Regions from separate parts of the Mus musculus genome. Here region 2 is linked to region 1. The links are chromatin contacts, found by Hi-C or POLR2A ChIA-PET in ENCODE. All regions are on one chromosome and are shown on one strand. Each heading gives the region's core, a stretch centred on a gene start or an enhancer-like site at or near the end of the contact. The rest is flanking DNA. Distances are from core to core; before and after follow the strand shown. Region 1 overlaps Gm12984 (a long non-coding RNA gene). Region 2 holds the start of Srrm1 (serine/arginine repetitive matrix 1).

Region 1 (5,575 bases), core at 1,224-3,723:
AGAAGCCAACACATTTAGCACACTTCTTTCTTAACCTGGTTGGGTGGCTTTTAGCAGCCCAAATATATACATGGGGAAACTGAAGTTCAAAGAGGGCAAGAACTTTGCCTAACGAGATAAGGGGTCGCCTTAGAATGAGCAGAATGTCCAAAATGAGCCATCGGGAGGAAGAAAGCGGGGCCACAGGGAGGAAGGAGAATTACATCGCCGTAAACAATGAACAATGTTTTCGGGTGTGTTCAAGAGCACCCGGAACTGGCCCCATGCCAGAGAAAAGTCAGAGGAAGCAAACAAATCCTTTGCAAAACCCAAAGCCAACTGTGGTTCCCCCAATTCTGCTTAGGGGTAGGGCAGGAGGTCCTATAGGGCGATCCTATAGGTTGGCTATCAACCAATTGGATCCCTGGTGTGAGTGCTCTGGCCAATAGGGACTGGAGCTGGCATTTACACCTTGTAAGGTGGACTGTAGCAGCCCAAGGATCACCAGGAAGGAGCCAGGGATCCGTTGGGTTCTGTCAGTTAAAACTTTGCATAACGGCCTCAGCCACAGACGTGAGCTAGTTCTGGAGAAAGGATGACGTAAGGGTCCTGGAACAATGGGAAGCCAGGGACAAAGGATGGTGTTGTGCGTGTGCGTGGGTGCAAAGACTTCTCGGCGTTGCAGAGGGGGGTTGGAAAAGGATGGGGAGTGCCTAGTTCCGGCTCCCCACCCTCCACGCCCCATACCTCTCTCAGTTCACACAGCCCTTGTGGGCAAGCAGTGGCCCTTGACCTTGGTATTTCCCTGCGCCAGCTAGGTCATGGCATTCACTGCTGTGATGTGGAGAGCCCAGAAAGCTGGGCTGAGGTAACCAGGAACTCAGTTACCACTCAGCAGGGAGGAAGGAAAACAGACGTGGACTTTCCAGCCCAGAGAGACCTGGGAATGTTTCTCCTTCTCGTTATTTATGTCAAATTTTACCCAGTTTCCTCTGTCCAGAAGCTCTTTGAGACGACGTCGTTGGCTTTAGTCAATCTGAGAACAGAATCATCAGACTTGCCTGACAGAGTGGCCCCACAGATAGCATAAGTTTAAAATAGTCCATTAAACCTGTCTGTGGCCGCCTAAGCCTCGGCCACATTCCTCTGGATGGACTCGCGGTTGTTGGCACTTCCCGGGCACATACAGCCTCACGTACCTCTACAAGAACACAGACTCGCTCTGGTCGTTCTTCACATCCAGGCGTGGCCTGCTCCTTCTGGGGGTCCAGCGAGAGTTTGTTTCAGACAGGCTTTCTCTATGTAGCTCATGATCCTGGAACTCATAGGAGTGAGGAGACCAGGCTGTCCCGGAACTCACTGTAGAGACCAGGCTGTCCTGGAACTCACAGACATCCACCTGACTCTGTCCCCCAAGAGCTATAATCAAAACTATGTGCCACAATGGCTGGCATTCCAGTGTTCATTTCTTTTTTTTTTAAATAGTCTAGTTTGTTTGTTTTTCCTTGCTATTCGAGTAAGACTCAGTCTCATGTAGCCTAAGCTGGATTTGAACTTGCTATGTCATGAGAGAGGACCCTCCTCCTGACCCCATACAGGGGTTGTACAGTGAGCCACCATGCCCAGTTTTGTGTATTTGGGTAGTGCTAAGAGGGAGCCCAGGGTTTCATGCATTAGACGCACTACCCACTGGACTACTCTCTCCTACCCTATATTCTAATTTCTCTCCCTCCCTTTCTTTCCTTATTCTCTCTCTCTCTCTCTCCCTTCTCCCCTCTCTCTCTTTTGAGATATGATCTCTTGTATTCACGTATCCCAGGCAAACTTCTAATCACTATGTAGCTGAACTGATTCTCCTGTCTCCACCTCTCAAGGGTTGGCAGCGCAATGGGTATTCTGTCTGGTTTTCTGGGTTCCCTTAGGGTTGCACAAGGACCCTGATGGGTCACATCAGGATCACATCCCGTGTCTGAGCTGGCCCAGTCGGTTTGTTCCTGGCAAGTGCATTCATGTGTAGGTGTTGAGATGGATTCCTGTTTGTGTGCCTGTGAGTGCCTTAGCCTTGTGAGAGCATAGCCATTGTCCCTGGTACCTGGCTTCCCGATGGCCATGGGGGCTGGGAATGAGCTGGGTTCCGACAGTCGGCTGTCACCTGAGCCTGCTTTTCCTGTGTGTTAGGTACTCAGAAACATGCCTCCCAGTCATTCACTCAGCCAGTCTGGCGGTGTGCGTTGAGAGCCGGCGGGCGCTAAGCCTTGTCCTGGGCCATGGACTGAGGTCAGGAGAACAGAAAGCGCAGCAGAAAGTGCACAACCGGCCTCAGTTTCCCTGTCTCCAAAACAAGACACTTTGTCTCAAACTTCTGGAGGTGCCTCTGAGTAGAAGTGTCTGTGGTGTATTAGGCTGTGAGCACTCCTTGTCTGTCAAGCCTGCATCTCTACCTCAGACTCCTGGACAGGGGCTGGGAAGGAGACCGGGAACCGGAGAGCCTGGGTGGTTGGGTGGCAATGGGCTCGGGTTGCAAGCTGGCCTGGCCTGCCAGCTGGCTTGTCCTCAGCCCCTCAGTGTGCCTTTGTCCTTCCCTGGTCATTGCTCAGGGTCCCTACTTGGCTCAGAGCAGTCTCATCTGACCTTGGACTCACCGTGTGAACCTCCAGCTTGACCCCTAGGCATGCTGGGATCCTGGAATACCAAGCGAAGTTCAGATACCAGCATTTTCCATCTGTCTTATCTCAGGCAAGCTTTTTACTCTCCCCTGTGAAACGAGGGAGAGATACCCACCCCTCCAGCTAACGGGATGAGAAATGGCTTGTACGTTAAGCATTCTGCTTCGAAATGAGCAAAGCTGTTATTACAGACCCCTGATGAGTCTCTGTCCCACCTTTGGGGGTGGGTGATAAAGGCAACAGACCCAGCAAACCTTGGAGCCTGCTCAGCTCCGCCTCTCTCTGGATGGAAGACTTCAAGCAAATCCCTTCCTTTGCGGACCTCCTCTTCCTCGCAGAAGCAGAGGCTGGGGGCCTTTTGCCTTCTGTCTCCCGGGCCTCTGAGCATTTTGCCTCAGGAGGTATTGCCTGAATGACCTGTTCCATTAAAGCATTTCCTGACCAAGACTGATTTAAGCAATTCTGGTTAGTTCTGGAAATTCCAGACAGTAAGGGAAAACCTGAAGAGCTTCTGGGCGGGGCTCACATCTCTCTTTCCCTCCTTCCAGAAGCACCCCCTCCCTCAAGTGATGGGGATGATACGAAGGATGAGAAGGGATCCTGTTTGCCTCTGAGTGGAGTGGGGTGGGGCCTTTGTTGGTCCCTGGCCCCCTAAAACCATTGCAGCCCTCATGGGGGTGAAAGGAAGAAAGCACGAGTGGAACTCATGGGGAGCGAGCCATCTTGAGTCTGGCAGGCCTGGATTAAGAATCTGGGGCCCCACTGGGTGTGTGGTGGCACACACACAGCACTCTGGAAGCAGAGGCAGGCAGATCTCTGTGAGTTCAAGGCCAGCCTGGTCTACAGAGTGAGTTCCAGGACAGCCAGAGCTATGCAGAGAGACCATGTTTAAAACAAAAACAAACACCCTCCCCCAAACAAACAAATAACGAAGGAGAATAAGTAAATAAAGATGAAGACAGGATGCTGGCCTCCCACCCACTGCCTTCTTCTCAGTCAGTTGTCCAGTGTGTGTCTGACTCACTCCCCTTCGCCCTACCTCCTTCACACTGTGGCGCCTGCCCAGCTTGACTGCTGTCCCCAAGGAGAATCCAGAGAAAACATTAACCCGAAGCCATGGAGTGCATCTATGGAGTTCCAAGGTATGCAACCCCAGAGTCTCAGCCCGTGGGAAGCCAAGCCAAGTAGACAAACCAGTGTAGACAGGCTGGTGGTCAGCTCTGTCATCAGACAGCTTTGCTCACTTCCCCAGGCCTTGCGTCCACACGTTGCAAACAGTGGGACTGTGAGGAACGAGTAGGTGCTCAGGTGCCTGGAGACAGAGGTGTCTTTAGTTCCTCGGTCACCTCCCACCCACCTCGAGACCTTTAAAAGCCTGCAGTTGCCAGCACTCAGAAGAAAGGCTGTGACACCCGGACACCGATGTGTGCATAAACCCAGCACCAGGGAGGCCAAGGCAGGAAGAGAACCGCTCAGAGCCTGAACATCAAGACCTTGGGTTGGGGGTCTGGAGAGATGGCTCAGCGGTTAAGAGCACTGACTGCCCTTCCAGAGGTCCTGAGTTAAAATCCCAGCAACCACATGGTGGCTCACAACCATCTATAATGGAATCCCATTCCCTCTTCTGGTGTGTCTGAAGATAGCTACAATGTACTCATATTTAAAAAAAAAAAAAAAGCCCTTGGGTTGGGAGTGTAGCCAAGTGGTAGAATGTTTGCCTAGCATGCACAAGGTTCTGGGTTCAAATCCTGTCACAGGTTTAAAACAAAGAGTTGAGTATAATTTCATACTTGGAAGCTGGAGGCACCAGGATCAAGAGTTCAAGGTCAAGTCAGACAGACATCAATGAATGGGAGGAGAGGCCCTTTGTCCTATGAAGGCTCTATTTCCCAGTGTGGGGAAATGCCAGGGCCTGGAAGTGGGCGCACTGGCTGCTCTTGCAGAGGACCTGGGATGGATTCTCAGCACCAATGTGGCATCTCACGACTGTGTGTAACTCCAGTTCCAGGGGGTCTAATACTGTCTTCTGAACTTTGAGGGCACTGTGTGCTCAGGATGCACATATAGACATACAGGCAAAACACCCATAATAATAAATACCACCTTAACCTGCACATGTGAACTACATGGCGACTTATGTCAATTTTTTTTTTTTTGAGACAGAGTTTCTCTGTATAGCCTTGGCTGTCCTGGAACTCACTCTGTAGACCAGGCTGGCCTCAAACTCAGAGATCCACCTGCCTCTGCCTCCCAAGTGCTGGGATTAAAGGTGTGTGCCACCACGCCCGGCGATTTATGTCAATTTTATTGCAATAGAAATGCAACAAGACAAAAAAATCTTGTGAAAACTGTGGCTCATTTGTAGGGCGCTTTTTTTTTTTTTTTTTTTTTTTTTGGTTTTTTCGAGACAGGGTTTCTCTGAATAGCCCTGGCTGTCCTGGAGCTCACTTTGTAGACCAGGCTGGCCTCGAACTCAGAAATCCGCTTGCCTCTGCCTCCTGAGTGCTTGTAGGGCGCTTTTTTGTTTGTTTGCTTGTTTTTCGAGACAGGCTTTCTCTGTGTAGCCCTGGCTGTCCTGGAGCTCACTTTGTAGACCAGTCTGGCCTCAAACTCAGAGATCTGCCTGCCTCTGCTCCCAAGTGTAGGGCGCTTTTTAAAAACACATGCTCAACCCTGGGCTCAAGCCCTCCCAATACAAAACCAAGAGAAAAAAAAAAAAAAAAGACTCTCGTGTAAATTCCCCAAATGAAAGGTGAAGATCAGCAGCCCTAGGTGCTGAGATGAGACGGACAAGCAACCTGTGCCCTCGGCTTCCTCCCTGAGCCCATGAACCTGATCCCAGTGAACAGACTTAGAAATCCCGTAGGAGCCTTTGACAGAGGGACCTAGGGACTCAGTGGAGCAGAGCGGAGCAGAAGTGGGGGTCCTGC
Region 2 (5,594 bases), core at 2,821-5,320, 44 kb after region 1:
GGGGTGAATGCCAAGAACCAAAAAATGTGGTGCACAAATATAATCCAATAATATGGGCATTTAAGGAAGACAAGGTATCTTAAACCACATACCGAGTTCAGGCCTCTAATTCTGTCTCAGAAAGGAAAATGGATGGGGGAGGGTGAAGGGGTGGAGAGAAAGGGGGAGATGGAGAGGAGAGGAGCAGAGAAAGAAAGAAGAGAGAAAATGTGAATTAATGAATTTAAAGCCAGGCGAGAAGGTATACTCTCGTAACTCTAAAATTTAAGACAAGAAGAAAGAATTAGGGGTTCTTGCAGGGCTGGAGAGATGGCTCAGAAGTTAAGAGCACTGACTGCTCTTCTGAAGGACCTGAGTTCAAATCTCAGCAACTACATGGTGGCTCTCAACCATATGTAATGAGATCTGACACTTTCTTCTGGTGTGTCTGAAGACAGCTATAGTGTACTTACATATAATACTAAAAAAAATCTTAACAAAAACAACAAAAAAGACAAACTTGCAAATTCTAGGCCAGCCTGGACTACAACAAAACCCTATCTGGAGGAACAAACAACAGTTCTTAAGTAAATGAGAACAAAACTTCACCAAAGGACTCATCAGAACAGCACCACATCACAGTTTTTGTTCATTTCATCCTTCCTCCTGGCTCAATTAAACCTGGAAGTAACTGGCTCTGACTTGAAATCTACAGATTAGTTTTCGGACTAGCTCCATTCCCTTGAAAACATTTGTTTGGCCTGAGAATAGCAGAGGGACAAGAGCACTCAGCTAACATGCACAACACACGGGTGAGATCCCCAGGACTGTATCAGCAGCAAAAAGTTTTGGGTTGGGTATGGTGTCCAAAACCTCTAATGCCCGCACTCAGGAGGCAGAGGCAGGAGGGTCTCCATGAGTTGCAGGCCAGACCAGTCAACAGCTAGAGCTTCAGAGTGAGACCCTGTCTCAAAACTAAGTTTTGAGAAGGAAAACAAAAACAACCAACAATACAAAACAACAACAACCCTGTAAAAGTGTGCCAGTTCTGCTACCATATTTCTTGAGAACACACAACCTAATCTCTGAGAATGTTTTCTTTACGTCAAATTAATGGCAATGAAGCAAAAAATAGAGATGGATGTCTGAGGTGATAAGGTATGCCAACCACCGTCATCTGATCATTACACGGCATAAGCACTGGATATCAGTGGAAAGGTCAAACCTAGTCACCGGAAAGAGATCCAGAAAGGCTGTGACTGAGTGCAGAGCCTGGTGCATGGTGCATGGGCCCTAGTACTGCAAAACCAAAAAGGTTTTAAAGAAAAAGAAAAAAAGTTTTGGGCCAAGAGTGGTGGCATATACCTTTAGAGATAGGCCATCTCTAAAGAGTTCAAAGCCAGCCAGGAGTGGTGGCGCATGCCTTTAATCCCAGCACTTGGGAGGCAGAGGCAGGCTAATTTCTGAGTTTGAGGCCAGCCTGGTCTACCGAGTGAGTTCCAAGACAGCCAAGGGCTACATAGAGAAACCCTGTTTCAAATAAAATAAAATAAAATTCAAAGCCAGGCTGGTAAGAGGTCCTGAGTTCAAATCCCAGCAACCACATGGTGGCCCACAATCACCCGCAATGAGATCTGACGCCCTCTTCTGCTGTGTCTGAACACAGCAACAGTGTACTTATTAATAATAATAAATAAATCTTTGGGCCCGAGTGAGTGAGGTCCTAAAATTCAATTCCCAACAACCACACGAAGGCTCACAACCATCTGTACAGCTACAATGTACTCATATACATAAAATAAATATTAAAAAAAAAAGTTCAAAAGCTGTCCTGGTCTGCTTTTGATCTTATCAACCACCTCTTCAGAAAGAAAGAAAGAAAGAAAGAAAGAAAGAGAGAGAGAGAAAGAGAGAGAGAGAGAGAGAGAGAGAGAGAGAGAGAGAGAGAGAGAGAGAGAGAGAATGCTATCACCAATTCTTTTTTTTTTTTTTTTGGTTTTTCATGCACCACCACGCCCGGCTTACTATCACCAATTCTTAAATCGAATTCTACTCAGAATCAGGTTGTACTAGGTAACTGATCTAAAATTACCTCCCCACCCCCATTCTCCCCTTTTTAAATTTTTTTGAGACAGGGTTCTATGTAGCCTCACTCTGTAGACCAGGCTGGCCTCAAACTCAGAGATCTGCCTGCCTCTGCCTCCCCTCCCTCCCAGAGTGTTGCGATTTAAGGTGTGCGCCACTGCCTAGTAAGTTTTTCTAACTCAGAACATAAATCCCCCACTTTGTCAGTGTGTAGCATATGTCTGAAATTCTAGTACTGAGAAGTCAAGGCAGGACTCTCTAGGTCCAAGGCCAGTTTGGGTTAGAGAACCCAGTTTCAAAACACTTCAACTGCCCCTGCCCCCAAAAGACCCAACCCAGGGAAAACAAAACTACTTCATTTAAGTAAGTGTAAAAAGAATATTTTAAAAAGTGGGTTATTTTCCAGATCCTGTCCTTTTCAAAGGACATCTTCGCCTGAAAATTGACATATCGCTTTGTTTTAGTTCTTCAATCTCCTTTCCACTAGAAATAACTGACAAGCCTGGCCAGGGTGCAAGTCTTCATTCAACCCCAGCATTCGGGAGGCAGAGGCACACAGATCTCTGAGTTCAAGGCTAGCCTGGCCTACAGACTACAGAGTTCCAGGATGGCCAAGGCTACACACATAAACCACTTCCTGAAAAGGCAAAACAAAAACTGAAGGGGGTGGGGGGAGAAAAAGAGACAATTGACAAGTGAAAGAAACCTTCGACTGTTTTTAAGTGTTAACTTCGGTGCCATAAGAAATGAGTACTGACTACAAAGGTTAAGTGCCTAGTTTGTAGTGCAAGTATCTGAGGTGCTGGAGATAGACCCCAGTGTCTTGTTCATACTAGGCAAGCTCTCATGAACCACATACAAGAAGCACCTTTATTATCTCCCTCCTCCTTCCCCCGCCTTCCAATTTTTTCTTTAAAAATGCACACAAACTGTAAACTATATGCTTGATTCAGAGAATGCAAAACTCTAAGCAGTGGTATGACAGAGAGCTGGTATCTGGATTTTTACCAAGCTGTCTTACAAGGTTCTACTCTGCATTACAAGAATCAGCGATTCCTAAAGGGTTTGTTGCTACTTTTAATCCCACAAGTGTACGTTCCCATACATCTAGATCTCGACCTGTAGCTACTTTCCTTCCAAAGTGGACCTAATAAACTGCCTTACTGTGTGGGATCTATGTACCACCTCCAAGGTAACGTCCCCTGCCTGGACATGGGCCGCTGGGAAAGGGTGCTAGCGAAGAGCGGGAAGCGCGACGGAGTCACAACCGTAATCTGTCTCCACCCTCGCACACACCGTTCACTCCAAAAGCCTCCGATTCAAATGTTCCAACTACAAATTATCTAAGCTCCCCTCCCCGAAGAGCTATCAAATTGGGCGGGAGCGCTCACGAACTCTGACCCTGCGCCGCCGGGAAAGCTTAAGACCCAGAGGGTGGACGCTGTACGTCGGGGTTTGGGGGGGGGGCACCCATTTTCTCCAAAGCTGCCACTAAAAAAAAAAAATAATAAGGCCCCTTTCCTCAAACACCTCTCAGGACGGAGCCCCAAACCATACAACCGGTACCCCGCAGCCGCCCCGGGCTTCCCACCGGCCTCCCCCTAAAGACTTCCTCCTTGAGGCTCCGCTAGGCCCCGAGCCCGGGCGGCCGGCGCGGCGCCCGGCCTACAGGGCCTCGCCAGGCGGCCGGTGAGGTTCGGCTCCAGCCCATTCCCGCCGCCATTTTCCGGCCACCGCCACCGCCGCGTAGGGGGGGACGATCCCGGAGGAGGAGACTGCGCAGGGGCGCACCGGTCTCGGCCGCAACGCCGAGGCCGGGGGACGCTGCCCACGAACCCCCTCGGGGTCTCTAAGGCCTTCCTCCGCGGGCCGTCCTGTCCGGGATTTTGAGCGCCTCCCCCTCGGGTCTTACAAACAAGCCTCTCGCCTCTCCCCGGATCCCCGCGCTCGGACTTACGCGGAAGAATCCCGCGTCCATCTTGCCGCCTCGCTCGGAGATCGCTCCCTATCCCAGCGTGCACCGCGCCGCCGCGACGGAGGGCGGGACCGGCAGAAGGGAGCCCAGCGCCGGGAGGCTGCGCGCGCCGCTACACCCGCCCCGCTCCGGCGGGCCTGCGGCTGCGCCTGCTCAGTGCGCCACGAGAACGACGCGCATGCGCAAGCGCACCAGGGCGGCAGCCTTTCGCTAGGAGGGGAGGCGAGCTGGGCGACTGGAACCAATGGAAAGAGGAGGGAGAATCTTTGGGTCGCCCAACCCTACCGATCTTTTTTTTTTTTTTTTTTTTGTGGCGCATGATCAGCGGTGTTCGCGCGACTTGAGTTGATCCTTCCTTTGATCCGTAGTGGGAGGATGTGGGGAGTTGAAGGGAGATGGGGGGCGGGGGGGAAGCCTCAGTCCTGGGGTGCATGGGTAGTCATAAAAGAGAATGCTTGCTTAGGGGCGGCCCGATACGCCAGTTGTTGTCATTGTGAAAGTTGAGCTAGGAGTGGGTTTTGGGAGGTTGCCGGCGGGGTTGAGCCTGCAGCGTCAGCTCGTATGAAGCCCGCGTGTTCGCCGGATGTGCGTCGCATCTGGCTTGTTCTTGAGGTGTCCATTGGATACCTTTCTGTGCTTCTGCTGCGAAACCACGCCGAAGGGCAGGAAGTGGAAGAGGGCCAAAACCGGCCCTTTAATGTGCTCACCAAGCGCTTTCTCTCCAGAAAAGTTTCTCTGGGGCCACTTTGTAACATTCCATCTTTCACAGACACGCGCACCTCTAATGCTTTTTCATGGAAAAGTCGGGAAGTGGGCATGTCTGCCCTAGGAGTGCTAGTGTAGAAACCCGAATGTCTCCAGGCATTTTTTTTTTTTTTCTTTTCCTGGCTTTCCTACTTAAAGGGGGTTGACTTTCCCATTTGAACGCCCACAGACCAGATATGACTAGGTTCGTCTCGTCCATCAAAATCATCAAATGAATCGAAATAGCAGGGAAATCAGAGAGGCTGTCTTTGAGCCTTCTCTGTCTCTGTAGATGGCAGTAGCTTTCCTTTTGTTTAGGACAATCTTGCTGTTGAGAGTCCTCTTTCCTGCACACCCCACTCCCAAGCCCTCAGGAAACACACATGCCACTATGATGGAGGCCCAAGGTCCCTTATCTGAGTTGAACTCCTGCACTAGTTCTGTCACAGATAGCCCTGTTCCTGACCTTGCCACCCAGCATCCATTCTGAAGGAGGCCCGGATGCTGAACGATGCTGTTGAAAACCCTAGGTATCTCTGTGAGTTCAAGGCCAGTCTGGTCTACAGAGTGAGTTCCAGGACAGCCAAGGCTACATAAAGAAACCCCATTAAGTACAAAGAAAGGACGTTAAAGAAAGAAAGAAAACCATGGGCACTTGTCTGCTGAAAAGTCTCCAGTGGTTCCTCACATTTTTTTTCCCCTCCAAAAGTCAAAATTGCCCTTTCCTTGATCCCTTGTGCCTCAACCTCACTCCCTGAATTTCCTGCTGCCCAAGGTTTGTACCGGTCTCTGAGCTTCATGAAACCTCTGA

Evidence for each region. A loop is a pair of places that touch in the nucleus more often than their neighbours do. ChIA-PET counts read pairs that join two places held with the same protein, here RNA polymerase II (POLR2A).
Region 2: POLR2A ChIA-PET joins it to region 1 with 16 read pairs in Patski. The contact joins the promoter of Srrm1 here to the enhancer-like site in region 1. A Hi-C loop is called at or near these places in 1 of 37 maps with a recorded cell type or tissue (regulatory T cell). POLR2A ChIA-PET finds 5 or more read pairs at or near these places in 4 of 5 experiments (Patski and embryonic stem cell).

Annotation. Positions count from the first base shown.
Region 1 is chr4:135,306,803-135,312,377 of GRCm38, forward strand. Gm12984 (a long non-coding RNA gene) reads left to right here. Exons shown (of 4, transcript XR_003955129.1): 1 at 1-579; 2 at 1,902-2,026; 3 at 2,158-2,256; 4 at 2,577-4,122. Among named protein-coding and RNA genes, the nearest start is that of Gm12984, 3.5 kb to the left of the region's middle. Within about 2 kb of position 2,474, at least 1 of the 3 ENCODE cell types and tissues checked has a DNase peak (open chromatin) inside an H3K27ac peak, as active enhancers do.
Region 2 is chr4:135,349,076-135,354,669 of GRCm38, forward strand. Srrm1 (serine/arginine repetitive matrix 1) reads right to left here and starts at 4,071. Exons shown (of 18, transcript NM_016799.4): 1 at 4,022-4,071. The coding sequence starts at 4,042.